3 separate regions of the Homo sapiens genome follow, and all the other regions are linked to region 3. Evidence: chromatin loops called from intact Hi-C (ENCODE). Cell type or tissue: dorsolateral prefrontal cortex. All regions are shown on one strand.

What was found. Hi-C counts contacts between places; a loop is a spot of excess contacts. Peaks named below come from ENCODE experiments on the same cell type or tissue, not always from the same donor. Only the 100,000 strongest peaks of a DNase experiment are listed, where the experiment ranks them.
Region 1: it touches region 3 in a loop (3-fold over the local background); 27 of 110 quality-filtered maps call a loop at or near these places.
Region 2: a loop joins it to region 3, with 3 times the contacts of the local background. A loop is called at or near these places in 34 of 110 quality-filtered maps.

What each region holds. Positions count from the first base shown.
Region 1 is chr3:117,716,591-117,721,590 of GRCh38, reverse strand. LOC101926953 (a long non-coding RNA gene) reads right to left here and starts at 1,658. Exons shown (of 5, transcript NR_188507.1): 1 at 1,414-1,658. In dorsolateral prefrontal cortex, CTCF peaks have their summits at 1,871 and 2,074; no DNase peak of the experiment used is centred here.
Region 2 is chr3:117,524,621-117,529,620 of GRCh38, reverse strand. The region is part of intron 2 of LOC105374056 (a long non-coding RNA gene); the gene reads right to left. Among named protein-coding and RNA genes, the nearest start is that of LINC02024, 160 kb to the left of the region's middle. In dorsolateral prefrontal cortex, a CTCF peak has its summit at 2,937 (motif pointing right); a DNase peak (open chromatin) is centred at 2,950; H3K27ac peaks cover 622 bases.
Region 3 is chr3:117,016,241-117,021,240 of GRCh38, reverse strand. All of the region lies in intron 1 of LOC124909415 (a long non-coding RNA gene), which reads left to right. Among named protein-coding and RNA genes, the nearest start is that of LINC00901, 97 kb to the right of the region's middle. In dorsolateral prefrontal cortex, CTCF peaks have their summits at 1,727, 1,936 and 4,657; DNase peaks (open chromatin) are centred at 1,950 and 2,413; H3K4me3 peaks cover 799 bases; H3K27ac peaks cover 3,215 bases.

The DNA.
Region 1 (5,000 bases), 700 kb before region 3:
ACATTAATCCATGGTTACTAAAAAGCTTGCAGTCTCCCAACTCCCCCACAAGAGAGGGGGCTTTACTATATATAAGTCTTTACTTGGTCAGTTTTGCATTGGACCTGAATCCATAATGTAACTTCTGCATCAGTGCCCCCGCTGCTGTCTTTTATGCCTCTCCTTCCCTGTATGCTTGAGTGCAAAAAGTAATTTCTACTTCCTCCTTCCCTTGTGAAGCTCACATCAAACCTCTCCCTCTTTGAATCTACTCTTGCTTTAATTAGCTATACCAGAATTTTCCACACCTCTCTGGGGATGGATATCACATTAAATAAAATTGATGTTCTCCCCATGAGTTGCCAGTTTCTTATTTTTCCAAATAAATTTAATAAAATATCCCATTTACTATCACTAAATTTCTTGAATGAAAGGGCAGTTTTATTTTCAAAATATAGGAACAACACCATCTCAACATAAAGGAAGTTCCCTTACATCAGAAAGCAATTGCCATCACAAAAATATTTCAAGGTTGTTTTCCTTTATCATCACACGGCAGCATTTGGGAAACGTTTAGCTAATTACCTGTAGGTATGCTCAAATAGGCATAGCTTTCTGTGATCAATTATAAACTACCTCTTAGCAAAAGTCATTTCTTAAGGATTTGTGCTGGTACATGACTTACCCATATCATTGTTTCCACAGCTCAAAGCAATGAAGTCATAGTCTCACAGATCATTCGTGTTTGGGAACCATTGAAATCATTAAGTCTTGGTCATTTTTTCACTTGAATTTAGGGCCATATAATATCTTTTGTGGATTAACCAGAGCTAGTTATTTCTGAGTCTCATTTTTATTTATCCTTACTCTATGTCAGGCCCTATGTTAGACCTGGGGTTTACAAAGAGGACTAAAGTGGCATCTTTGTTCTTGGGTATTCGCTAACTCAACTTCACACCTAACTGCCTGCCTGCCCTCTGGACATCATTACTCCACTACATCTCATTGACTCTCACAGCCGAGCTGAGACTTACTAGTGAGGTGAGTCCCAGGGAACCCTTGAATCAAAGGAAAGAATAATGAAAAATTACTGAGCACCTACTATACTTAGGCATTTCACATAGCATATCAGTGTATGTTTTTTGTATTATCAAAAAAACCTTTTGAGTAGGTACAGTCTTCAATAATTTACCGATGAGACAGCTATCTAAGAGAGGTTCAGAAACTTGTCACAGGTTTATTAAGGGTAGCCTAAGGACTGTTCTCAAGTTTTGTTTGTCTGATTTCAAAGACCCTGAGTTTTTTTTACACATCTAGCTGCCTTTAAGAGAGGAGAACACAAAGACCCAATTTGTATACCTAGTGGAAGCTGAGCCACGCTTGATTTCTATTATATCCAACCTTTATGTTTACATGATTACCTTCTGCTCTTACCTTTGGTATTGTTCGCTTGCTGCTATTTACCTAAAACATCTGCAAAGCTATTTTAAATCAGGATATAGGTTTCAGTTCATATTTTACATCTTCAGTGAAGCACTCCCTGACCACTCCCCTATATAGTTACCTTCTCATCACTATTCCCTCTTCATGTTATATTTTTTACCACTTACTGCAATCTGTAAGTATCTTATACAATTGCTTATATTCCTAACATAAAGAGTAGTATCTAGCACAAAACATGCCCTTGATAAAATTATTGAGGTACATGTATTTTTCAGATAAAATTAGCATTGTTATTTTTTATTAGAATACCGCATCTTTGAAAATTCTAAGTATTCTTTTTCTCACAATAGATACGTTTCTGAAGAGTTCTATAGTTTTCATGCTTTTAAAAAATAAACCAAAATATGAATTTGAAATTATGTAACACATGTAGCAATTTTAAGAGACCTATAAACCTTAAGCAAAAAAAACCCCTATGTAAATAGCCTTCTTTCAATAATTTACATTTATATGTTTATCTTATAGGAATGTATCTTCCACATCTCAAAAATGACACATATTTATGATGTCTCAGTTAATGAGGAGAATTAGGTATTCAGTTTCTAGTAAGTAATGAACATCTGGATGCAGTTCTCCTCTGCTGTCAGCAGGGGTCTCAAAAAGCCTTTTACCCATCAAAATGTCTATTAAAAATTAGTGAGTTGTTTTGTTGTTAACAAAATGGAACACACATACTCTAAAATTTGTTAAATGCATTTTGTTAAATCTCTGTATCTTGTTTCTAAATGACACATGTTTGGTTTTGCTTATGTGTATTGATAACTGTTATTTAATATTTACCTAGCACTAAGTTGATAAGTATATCTTAACAAGCATCAGAACACACAGTGTGAAAATAGGACTGATTTGTGTTTCTTGAGGTTCTTAACATATTTCCTGTGTTTAAACAAGTCCAAGGAATTGCATGAAACTAATAGAATTGGTATAACAACAGCCTGCAACTCTTCAGTCTAACTCTTTCTAAATTATTCAGTGACTTGTTTGGGAAGAAGCCGATCGCACTTGCCTTGTAGAAAATGTTTTCTTCTCCTTTTAGCTCAGTCCCAACAGGGCCTGCCAGGCACAAAAACTGCCTCCTGGATGCCCATAAGCATTGCAGTCCTGATTTTAGGGAGGGTAGCAGAGGTCCCAGCAGCATTTTTACCTGCCTTCTCTCACATTTCAATAGTGTTGGCATTTCCGCTCTTCTCTCCATTCCCCAGCAAAAGGTGAGAAAAGTCTCCGTAGCAGACCACCTCTTCCAGAGTTGTTTTCTTCCCATGCACTCACCGATGTTTGCTTGTTATTCACACTGCCCTCAAGCCCTTTCTTCAAGTCGCCCTATGTTTTCACTCCCATTATCAATAGGAATTCAAGCTTGCAAATAATCAGCAGAAAAGTTAGCATTTCCAAAGCCCATTTTTACATTCACTTTCATAAGATTTCTGATAAGGAATCCTCCCAAATTAAGTGCTGATTGTTGTTGGTATCCCCTCCACCATTTTACTATATCTATCTAAAAAATGGATGAAAGGATGGACAGACGAATGGATGGATGGATAGATTAAAAATAGATACATATGAGTAAATATACTCATACTACCTGTACATATAGATATATGTATTTAGTAAATATATACTATATATGAACACACTATACATGTAAGGTGAATATATGTATATATATTTAATAACTCTAGTTTTATCTCTTTATCAATTTGTCCATCTATGTAGTAAATCCTAGGGACGCCAAGAATTGGCATTTCTCCCTCTGTGCTGACCATTGAACTGGGTAACGATGGTCAAAATCCTGCCTCCAAAACCTCATAATTTATCAAACATTACAAAGTTCAGCACACAAAAATCTCATGAGCACTTTCAAAATGATATGTAGCTAAATTCAGACACTGTGTAAAGTGCATATGTGCTGAAAGGAATAAAATAATAACACCATAATGCTAAGGTGATGTTCGATTTATAATAGAAGATATCCCCATGAAAATGTGTTGTGAGTCCAATGGGAAAGGAATGGTGTATTAGTCTGTTCTCATGCTTCTAATTAAGACATACACAAGACTGGGTAATTTATAAAAGAAAGAGGTTTAATTGACTTACAGTTCCATGGCTGAGGAGGCCTCACAATCATGGCAGAAGACAAAGGAGAAGCAAAGGCATGTCTTACATGGCGGCAGGCAAGAGGGCTTTTGCAAGGGAATTCCCATTTATAAAACCATCAGATCTTATGAAACTTATTCGTTACCATGAGAACAGTATGGGGAACCGCCCCCGTGATTCAGCTGTCTCCCACCAGGTCCCTCCCACAACACATGGGAATTCTGGGAGCTACAATTCAAGTGAGATTTGGATGGGGACATGGCAAAACCATATCAAATGGGTCAATCAGTTTGTCATAGAAGAAGAACATCCATATACAGAGAGAAAAAGGATGCAGCAGGGATGCAGAAGTTGTGAAAGAAAGCTTAAGGAATGTGAGAAGTCTCACAGTGGCTTGAGTCTCTCAACCTGGCTTGAGTCTCCTAGACTTTCTCATCTTCGAGAGGATATGGGCTCTGTCTAGTGGATTCCACACTTGTGAAGAGCTACTAACTCAGGCAATGCTAATCGAAAAAGCATTGTCAAATTCATTCTTTCACTTATTCTTTCATTAAATCACTTTCTCCCTTGTTCATTAAACTGCAAGCACATATCAGCCTCTTTTTTTCCATTGGGGTTTGCAAATGCTCTTCCTTCTGTTTAAAATGTTTCTTTCCCCATATTTTATCACATGAGCCTTATTCTCCTTTCTCAGATCTTGTTAATAATTGTTTTAAATCCTCAAAATGGCTTTTCCTGACCAAATTTTATCACAATATCTTGATCATTTTTCACAGAATCTCAAAATTTTCAGTTATTTATGCATTTTATACAAATTCGTTGTCTGTCTTCCCCAGGGGAATGAAAATGTATGAAAGAAGGAATATTTGTTTTCTTTGCTACTGTGTGCTCAGGGCCCAGGATGGTGCCTGGAACATAGTAGGCATTCGATAAATATTGGTGTTAAGTGTGTGTGTGAGTGAAACCATGTGAGTAAGTATGAAGATTCAAACTAAAAAAAGTCTTTTTGCAGAATCAAAAATAAAAATTGAATCTCCCCATGTCCAGAAGAACAGTAATTCCAAGTGCTTATACATAAATTATGTTAGGCATTAAAATTATATATGGTCGGTAGATAAATATTTAAAATACAAACTGATGCATATACTTACAGGGACATCACTCCCTATTTCTCAAAGGTACAAGTAAATATATATGTATATGTTAAAGAATTATAAGCCTCCTGGGATATTGGAATCAATATTAGAAGATATTAGAATGTCCCTGTCTTATAAGATTAACATACTCATCTTTAAAATACTCATTCTAGTCTACAAGATCTGTCATCATTAACAGCAATATCAGCATCATGAATATTTATTAATTACTTACAAGGAGTTGTACACTGGTTTAGAAGTAATCCCTGCCTAAATGGAAATTTGCAG
Region 2 (5,000 bases), 510 kb before region 3:
AGAGATCATTCAAATTGGTCTCTACTCAGCTATAGTAACCAAAACAGCATGATACTGTTGTAAAAACGGACACATAGACCAACAGAACAGAATAGAGAACCCAAAAACAAATTCATACATCTAGAGTGAACTCATTTTTGACAAGTGTGGCAAGAACATACATTGGGGAAAGGACATTCTCTTCAATAAAATGGTGCTGAGAAAACTGGATATCCCTATGCAGAAAAGTAAAAACCAGAACCCTATCTCTCACCATATACAAAAACCAAGACAATGTAGATTAAGGAATTAAAATCTAAGACCTCAGAGTATGAAACTACAAAAAGAAAATATTAGGAAAACTCTCCAGGATATTGGGCCAGGCAAAAATTTCTCGAGTAATACTCCATAAGCACAGGCAACCAAAATAAAAATAGACAAATGGGATCACGTGAAGTTAAAAGGCTTCTGCATAGCAAAGGAAACAATCAACAGAGTGAAGAGACAATCCACAGAATGGGAGAAAATATTTACAAACTATGCATCTGACAAGGGATTAATAACTAGAATAAGGGGCTCAAGCAACTCCCTAGGAAAAAATCTAAAAATCCAATTAAAAAATAGACAAAAGATCTGAATAGACTTTCTCAAAAGAAGACATACAAATGCCAAACAGGTATATGAAAAGGTGCTCGATATCATTCATCATCAGAGAAATGCAAATCAATACCACAATGAGACATGATCTTACCTCTTTTGAATAAAACAAGTTAAAACTTGTTTTATTCAAAAGATGAGCAATAACAAATGCTGGCAATGATGTGGAGAAAAGGGAACCTTTGTACACTGTTGGTGGGAATGTAAATTAGTACAACCACTATGGAGAACAGTTTGGAGTTTCCTCAGAAAACTTACAATAGAACTACCATAGGGTCCAGCAATCCCATGGCTAGGTATATATCCAAAAGAAAGAAAATCAGTGAATCAAAGAGCTGTCTGTAATCCCATGTTTATTACAGCACTATGCAGAACAACCAATAATTTGAAGCAATCTAAGTGCCCATCAACAGATGAATGGATTTTTAAAAATGTGGTACATATACACAGTGGAGTACTATTCAGCCATAAAAAAGAATGAGATCCTGTCATTTGCAGCAACATGGATGGAACTGGAGGTCATTATGTTAAGTGAAATGAGCAAGGCACAGAAAGACAAACTTTGTATTTTCTCATTTATCTGTGGGAGCTAAACGTTAAAACAATTAAACTCCTGGAGATGGAGAGTAGAAGGATGGTTACTAGAGGCTGGGAAGGGTAGTGAGGTGATGGGGAAGTAGAGATGGTTAATGTATACAAGAATATAGTTAAATAGGATGACTAGGATCTAGTATTTGATAGCACAACGGGGTAACTACAGTCAATAATAATTTATTGTACATTGAACAATAACTAAATGTATAATTGGATTGTTTGTAACACAAAGAAAGGATAAATGCTTAACATGATAGAGACTCCATTTATGCTGATGTGATTATTATACATTGTATGCCTGTATCAACATATCTCATGTACCCCACATATATATATATACACCTACTATGTACCCACAAAATTTAAAAATATAAAAATTTAAAAATATGGAGATCCATTCCTACTTGGTTCCAGATGAATTATAGTTCTCTGTGAGCCAAGAAACATCTATATAATTTATAGTCCATTTTGGCTTGCTTTTATAAAGAAAACGTTATTTTCATTCTTAAGAAAATACAGGCTGCATAACATGATGCAATAGTTGATGGAGGCAGTAAACTGTTTCAGTCCTTACTTTAAAACAACAGCAGCTACAAAAACTGGTCTCTACTCAGAAAGGTTATGTGTGGGAAGGGACCACCACTTGAGTTCAGAGGAAGGTTCATTTGCTAGGATTGTTGTAACCAAGTACCACAAACTGAGTGGCTTACATAACAGTAATGTATCGTCTGAAAACTCTGGAGGCTACAAGTTCAAAATCAAGGTCTTGGTAGGATTGGTCTCTTCTTAGAAATGTGGTTTGTAGATGTATTACTGCAATCTCTGCCTTCATGTTCACATACTGTTCTCTGTGTGTTTGTCTGTGTCCAAATTTCCCTTTTTTATAAGGACACCAGTCACATTGGTCACCCTACCCCAGCATACCCTCATCTTAACTAATTACGTCTGCAAAACCCTGTTTCCAAATAAAGGCACATTCTGAGTTGCTGAAAGTTAGAGCTGCAACATATGAATTATGAGGAGGGGAGACACAATTCAGCACACAACAGCAATGATAAACAATAGTGCCCCATCCTTTCCAGTTACCTTGGGGATGATACTTTTTTCTCTATAAGATACAGAAATTACAGGCTTATTGATTAATCTGATATGTTTTTAGTACTAATTTAAATTTATATTTGGGGGGATATGGGGGATTAAGAATATCTCCCAGCAAATTCCCTTTCTGTTAATCTCCCCCAGCTTGCAGTGACAGGGACGTTACTCTGGAAAGAGATGTACCTTAGGCTTTACCTATAACTGGGCACTGTCATGGCCGACTGTTTTCTCACCCAGTCAGACCCTCCAACAAATGCCATTTTGTTTGTAGTAGCAGGAAGAAATGGAAGGAAAGAAGGAAGAACTGAGGGAAAGGAGAAAAGGGTCCCTTTTTTCCCACAAGTAGGAACATAATGCCAGAGTGCCCTTCCCGACTCATTTCTGACCCACAGAGACTGCTGCAGCATCTCTGACCACAACTGTGTAACACCTAAAACAAGGGAGCCCATTCTGAATACTGTGGTGATAATTAGAAAGAAGGCATGGAATTTTCCAAGACATTAACATTGGCAAAATGGTTCTGAGTGTGCTTTGTGTAAAAGTAATATTTGCAAAACACATCTGTCTGTTGAATATTAGAGTCAAAACACGTGGCAAACATTTTCATGGTATTCCACCAGGGGGTGCTCCCCCCAATAGAAAGAAGCAAGAAAACTTGAAAATATGACTATTTGAACAGCCCCAAAGAAAACATTTGTTTCTGCCAAAATCATGAAAACAAACATTTTTTTTCTTTGGGAAACAAACATATTGGCTCATAAAATGAGGTTTGAAAAAAAAACAGCTTCTATAACATATATATGTACATATTTTAAACTTGCCTGAAGGAAGATAAAACAGTGCATTGACTGATGATAGGTTTGATTATTTAGAAACTAAGAAATAGATTCCCAGAGAGAGTTCTCAGATCATTTCCAGCTTAAGAACTTTTAGAACGTTAAATGCAAATGAAGAGAGAGAAGCCAATTCTCCTGACCCCTGTAAAGCTCTTAAAAACATGCACTCCTCATAATATAGACAGCCGAAACCCCTTAGAAACTATATAGGAGTTACTATTAAGAAGCAAGCATTCAAGGATCTGATATGGCCCAGACTCTATGAAGTGCCAGTTTGATAAGCCATGTATCTGAGGTCCTCCTCTTGAGAGTTTTTATGCAAATCACTAGAAGCCCTACTTTTAATTTACCAAGAACTAAGTTGTATGGTGTGAAGCTCAAGGAATTTACTCGAGACTCAAATATTTTAGAAATTTTTTCTTTCAAATATACTTAGATTTTACATTATGAACCTTGCTTTTATACAAATCACTTTTTTGTTATTTGAGGAACAAGATAACATTTTCTTGGCAGGATTACTATAGTCCCCCCAACAAGCTCTACCAAAGAAGATAATAGAACTTATTGAGCTTAAATGAATTATAGGAAAGTTCCTGAAAAGTCCAAGGTAAATGTGAAGAGAACCCGATTCTCTTAACCTCACCCAACCCAGCACTTGATTCTCCCTTGTTTCCTGGTTTTCATACACACACTGGGAAAGGAAAAGGAAGAAGAAACAAGGATGTCGTTATGGCTGAAGGAGCTTTGAGCTTCCTTTGCTCTTTATCGCAAAATGCATTGAATATTTCCCTCATTTCTCGTAAGCCTGTTACATTTAATCCTACTGCTTATTGATATAAGAAAACTAAAACCATCTCTACGTTTGCAAAAGCGTATTTTACAATTTCTAGAACATTCACAGCAGCCACAATGCCACAGTGAATTGCCTCAAAAAAACAATGCTGATTTCTGTTTTGGGCACATTATTTCAGAAAACAACTCACCAGCAAGATAGCAATTCTACACAGAATCGTTTATATCATTACGTGGAAGATTATAACCCTAAAAAATATTCCCCAATTTGTTTCTTTACTGAATTCTGCTTTCTAAAATCAAGACAAACAAATAGGTATCTAAGAGAATTAGAGTGGTAAGAGTGTGAGGCTTAATTCCATATTGCACGTGCATGATGCTCTGTTTTTTATAGCTCCTGCTTAAACAAGCTTGAAAATAAAGCCATGGATCGATGGCCTGAGATGTATCATTACGGAGAATGCAACCCTGGGATTAAGTTAACCAGCCATTCTTCCATGCCGTGAACAAAGCTTGTCCTGGGAATCTGAGACATATGTTGTGGCCTGGTATGGCCCTTCTATTGCTTGCACCCTGCTCTGTGGGCTATATCACCATGAGTCAGTGGGCTTGGCACAGAAAGGCACATTCCAGCTACAGACCGAGGAAGAAGAAAAACTTCACACAGAGAGAAGAAATGGCAGAAACTTTATTGCAGTAGGAAGAAAAATAGGAAGTAAGAGTTTTAAGTAATATTACATAGTCAACTAATGTTAATAACATCAGCAGCTCTCTTTGAATGACAACTATGTACCAGGCTCCTTTTATACATTATTTTTGACCCTCATGTAACCTTTATAAGTATTCACTCCATTTTGACAGATGATAACTGATGGCCTCAGGTTCTGTAACTTGTCCTAGAATCATGCAGCTAGTATGTGGCTGAATTTTATTTGAACCCAGGCTTCTCTGCCTTCAAAGCCCGTGTCAAGTATGTGTTATGTGGCACCATCATACAATTTTATGTTTTCTTGCAAGAGCAGCATTTCAATGAGTGGCTCAGTC
Region 3 (5,000 bases):
TCTCTGGGAGAAGACAAAGGGAAAAATAGATTCCAGGGAAGCATTACACACAGGATTGAGGGAGAATATGATCCCCTAAAGTGAAACTAAACCTGTCCTTAGACACTTCTCTGAGTATAGCAACAACAGTGTAAAGAACCCTTCTAGCTTTGAAAACCAGACCAGAAATACTGGAACTGATCTTCAGGGACTAAGAGAGGTAGTGAGTTGGGTTGGTCTGGGAAGGACCTTTTAGTTGAAAAGATTTTACCCCAGTTTACTGGTTGAGCTGCCTGTGTCACTAATTTTTGTTGACAGTACCACCCTCCAAGTGGGATTCTGGCTTCCGTTGCTCTGCAATTGCTTGTGGTACAGGGGCTCTCCAGCTTTGTCCCTGACCTGGTGTCTTTTTCTCTTCTTCTGGCTGAATAGACGTCATCCTGCTTGTGAAATTGAACAGTTCCTAGTCCAGGCCACAGTTTCTTTCTCTGATCCTTTTTATTACCTTAGTTTGCGGCATTGACATATTTCAGCATATTCTTCCTTCCCTCACCCACGTCATCAGTCCTTTCCCAGAACTCCTGCCCTTTTTCTTATTTGATATATACTTTTCCCCCCTACAGCCTCCTAGACTCCATCATGCTGGTATTTCTTCCCTTTCAATGTTGCTATCCCTGTATCCCTAATCTGAGCCTCTTTCCTTCCTCTATAATTTGGGGGAATCAAAACTAGTATTTATATTTTTTATTCTACCCTGAGCCTTAACCATTGATATCCCCCTTCCCAACAATGGTGATACTTACCTCTCTCATTTCTACCCACAGTCCTCATCCTGCTGGGGCTTGGAGCTGTCTAAATAAAGTAGATCTCGGGATGTCCTCATTCCTATCAAGGAGTAAGAAAGAGAGAGGAATCACCCACCCAAGTTTCAAAATAACAGAGGATGAGAGAAGCAGTCAGGAAAATGTGATCCTGTATATATCCCATGGAGATATTATTGAATGTAAAATTCCTTACATTTATTCACTCATTTTTTTCAGCAAATGTTTTTTGAGTACTTATTTTACCCCAAGCACTATGTCAGACTCTGAATAAGGGTTAGGAATATCAGACATTTACGTGTGCCAAGCAATGTGCGAAGCACATTTAACCTTCAAAATAACACAAGGAAGTAGGTATGATAACCCCCATTTTAAAATAAGGATCCGTGGTCAGTCAAGTTAACAGGTTGCTTAAGTTCACACAGTTGATAAAGTGACTCTACTACAGTCTCGTGCTTCTCATGTTATGATCAAGCACATTGTGCATTAAGGAAACTTTTATTATTTGTTTGGGGAAACTGAACAAATTATTTATTATTTCTAACAGGGTGGATAGACTTTCGAACAACCAATATACAATCCGCCTGTTGGTAATTTAGGAAGCGTTTCTAGCCTGCTTGTTTTAGGGTTATTGTTATTCATTTACATGTTATAATCTCCTTCTTATCTAAATATTGTATTTGAAATCCAAATACACAGACACACACACACACTCTTTTTTAGTATAAGAGTAATTACAACCCCATATTGAAAAAAGGAAAAATGCTACAACAGAAGCCATTGAATTAAACTCAGAAGTGGGTTATGTAGAGAAAACAAGCCAGTTGCAACGTATCCCCATCTTAAGTTTTCTAATTTTTCTAGCCATGAAATGATCTTTCTAGATACTCTTGCCGTGGCTACGTACAACTGCAGGAAACAGGGTCTTATCTCAGAAACACAAATCATATAAACCTCTAGAATGTGTCTGGGGGATTCTACTGCATCTGTTTTTCCTTCCTTCAATCACAGATGCCTAGCCTCTACCCTGGGCCAATTAAAGGGGATACTTTCAAAAGACACTCTGAAAGCTGAGGGACAGAAAATTTAAATGCATTCGCTCAGCAGGGCACATTCAACTGTGTTTGGGCTCCCCCTAGCTGCATGGAACCAGATTCTCATTGCTTAAGCAGTTCAGCTGAATGCTTAACCTCAAAAGGCTGCGTGCAACAGAGCAAAGATTTTATCTCCTCTGTCTCCCTGGTTTACTCTTCTGAATACACTGTTGTTATTGCATTCAGTTGCGGAGACCGGAGAGCATATTAAGTAGTCCTGGTCAGAAGAGGGAACTCAAGTCAGAGAAAGAAAAGGCAAATGTTATTGTGGGGATTGTTTTAGCGATGCTTTATGAATGTCTACAAAGATAACATCAATTTCCCTTGTCAATACCTTTATTGGTTTTTTTCCCCCAAAGGGAGTGGGCTGAATGTGCTCACTTATTAAACCACCTCGGTCTCACATATAACTGCCACTGTTTTTACATGTAACGTCAATTCATCCTTGTGTAAGGAGTCAGACCGGGTGGAGGGAGTTTGACAGGAAGAGCCACATCATCCACGGCAAAAGCAGCTACCTGGCAGCTGTGGAGAAAGATGTCCCAAAGGCCTTCCCACACATCCAGAGCTACTGCCAAGCAAGAGGAGCTTTAGGAATGAGAAAATTAGAGATGTTTTAGCTTTTGTCTGCCTTACCAAAGCCTACTGTTACTGTTGCTACTGCAAGACAACAGAAGACATCCCCAAGCGGCTTCCAGCATCCCCAAAGCTCTGCCTTAGGGGCTCTGACATTTCAGTGGGTTTTTTTTTCTGTCTTATGTACTGTCGTTGCACTTGGGGAATTACAAAGAGCCAAACAGATGTAGCATAATATATTGGTTAAAGTCATCCATATTGTTATCTATGGAGCGCTGCTGCCTAGGTAGAATGGAGCCACCTATTGTCTCTTTCAATGGAATTAAATGAAGTCTTTGAGTCTACAAGTATTAATTCAGTACTTGGTAGGTTCAAGGAATAGTTCTGGGAACCAGAACACTGGAAATCATTCAGATGCCAGCTCTGCAGGCAAGGACCTCACCATCTATTGGAGGAGGGCGAGCTCCTACACAAGTGAGGGCACGGCCAGGCAGGGTAGGACTTGGCAGGTAATAGAAACAGGGTGTTATGAGGGTGTGGGTGAGGAACAAACCTGTTGCCTGTGATGGAGATTGGGTCAGGAGAGAGGTGCCAGGGGCAACTTCTCAGGATGAATAACATTTGAAGAGAAACAGGCAGAATAGACAGGGTTTTGAGAAGCCAGAAAAGGGATCATAGGGCATTCTGGGAAGAAGGAACATTGCAAAGAGAGAAGTGGAGGTAAGAATGTTAATGGAGCACTGCGGTGGTATTCCATGGCTCCAGTGAGAATGGCAGGGATGAAGAGATGCATAAAAGACTGGCAGGCAGGGTGGGGCCTGATTGTGAAAGGACTTAACCATGGCAGTGAGTTTCCATTTATTGTAAAGGCATTGGGAGCCACATAAGCCTTTTTGAGTGAGGAGCTGGCTTTATCAGATTGGTGTTGTAAGAGAAACTGCAAAGCCTGTTGGGATTGGATGAGAGAAGGCTGTACTAGATAAGTTAAGGAGGATGGATGATGCAGCAATCCATCCCGAGAGGGAGCGAGAGGGTCAGAACTGGAGCGTGGTGCTGGGAACCCAGTGAATAGCACGATTCAGCCTGGCTGTGCTCTGACAGTCTGGATTATCTTGGGGCTGTCTCAGAGGAGATCTGGGGCTGCCCCAGAAGTGGGTTTTACTCTCACTGTGCTGTGTTGTATTAATAGCTGACAGCTGTATTCTTCTCTGGTTTTGTACTTTTCTTTTTTTTAAGTAAAAGCACATCAAACCAGTTTTCTATTAGTTTCTACTCCTAATCCTCTATTAACATAAATGTTTTATGCTGAATGTGTGGTAACCCACAACAAAATCTCATTTTCTAGATTCAGAAATGTTAAAACAAAAATGATCAACACCGCCCCCCCGCCAAAAAAAAAATCCTCACCATGGAATATAGTTCCAGAAATGACTAACAGTATTAAGAAATAAACACAGGTGTTCTGAGACACAGCACTTAACCCTCAGCCACATTTGCCTCCTGCTACTTTCAGCCTACTAACCTCACCCATGAATTGACAATATGTAAAAACCCCTTCTGTCCTTTCACGTTGTATAAAGTACTTTAGTGCTATAGTGTTAAGCAACATTTAAGTAATTAATGCATTTCTGCTGTCACAATGCAGCAATTTTGCCAGAATGTATGTGGGAGAATGTAGATGGATTAAACACATTTATATCTCCAAGAAAATTGAGCAGCTATGTCAAAATAAAATATCACTGTGCATGGTTTACCATTTTATTTTTTTCTCTAATTATTAGACAAATTTCAAACTTGGCTGTCTGTCTGAGTATGAGACAGATTAGGGCTATTTATTTATACCTAATTCCAATTAGAATATATAGGATTGTCATTTCTAAAATAAGTATGGTTCAGTGTGAACATTATCATACTTTAGAAATTATACAAAATAATTTCTTTCAGACACTTTTAAACAATGCAGTAAGTGAAAACAAGTTTAAGGGTCCAAAGAGAATATTTGGATATTGGTATTTCCTTGCATCCCTTTCTCTCATAAGGAGGAAGGTCAGATCTACCCCCAGCAAGACTGGAAGAGCTGCTCCACTTGGCCAGCTCTCTCCTCTTTCATTTCAGAAAATGCAGAGAGTGAGGGCAGATCCCATACACTAAGACTTAATGCTTTCTAGAGCCTCTTTCTGCTCTGTGATTCTGCGGCTTCTGGCGGCTCCTAGAGGATCCCAGACTGAGCATTGATAGGCCTCTGAGGGCAGGTGAAAGATCTCTGTTGATAGCAAGAAAAGCAGGCACACAGGAAAGCCTAGGATCAGAGGTGGGGGTTGAGGAGTGTGAGAAATAAAAATGGTGGCATTATTACCTAGTTTTTCTGTTTGTTTGTTTGTTTTCATTGTTGTGTTAACCTTCAGCTGCTCTACAGATTCTTGCTGTATTAGGGTTAGTGAAGTGCTGAATTTTTGCCGATTTTGCAAAGCATAGTCACGACAGTTACTCTCAGATCACCTTGTGAACCCGACTCCCAGAAAAGCAGCCA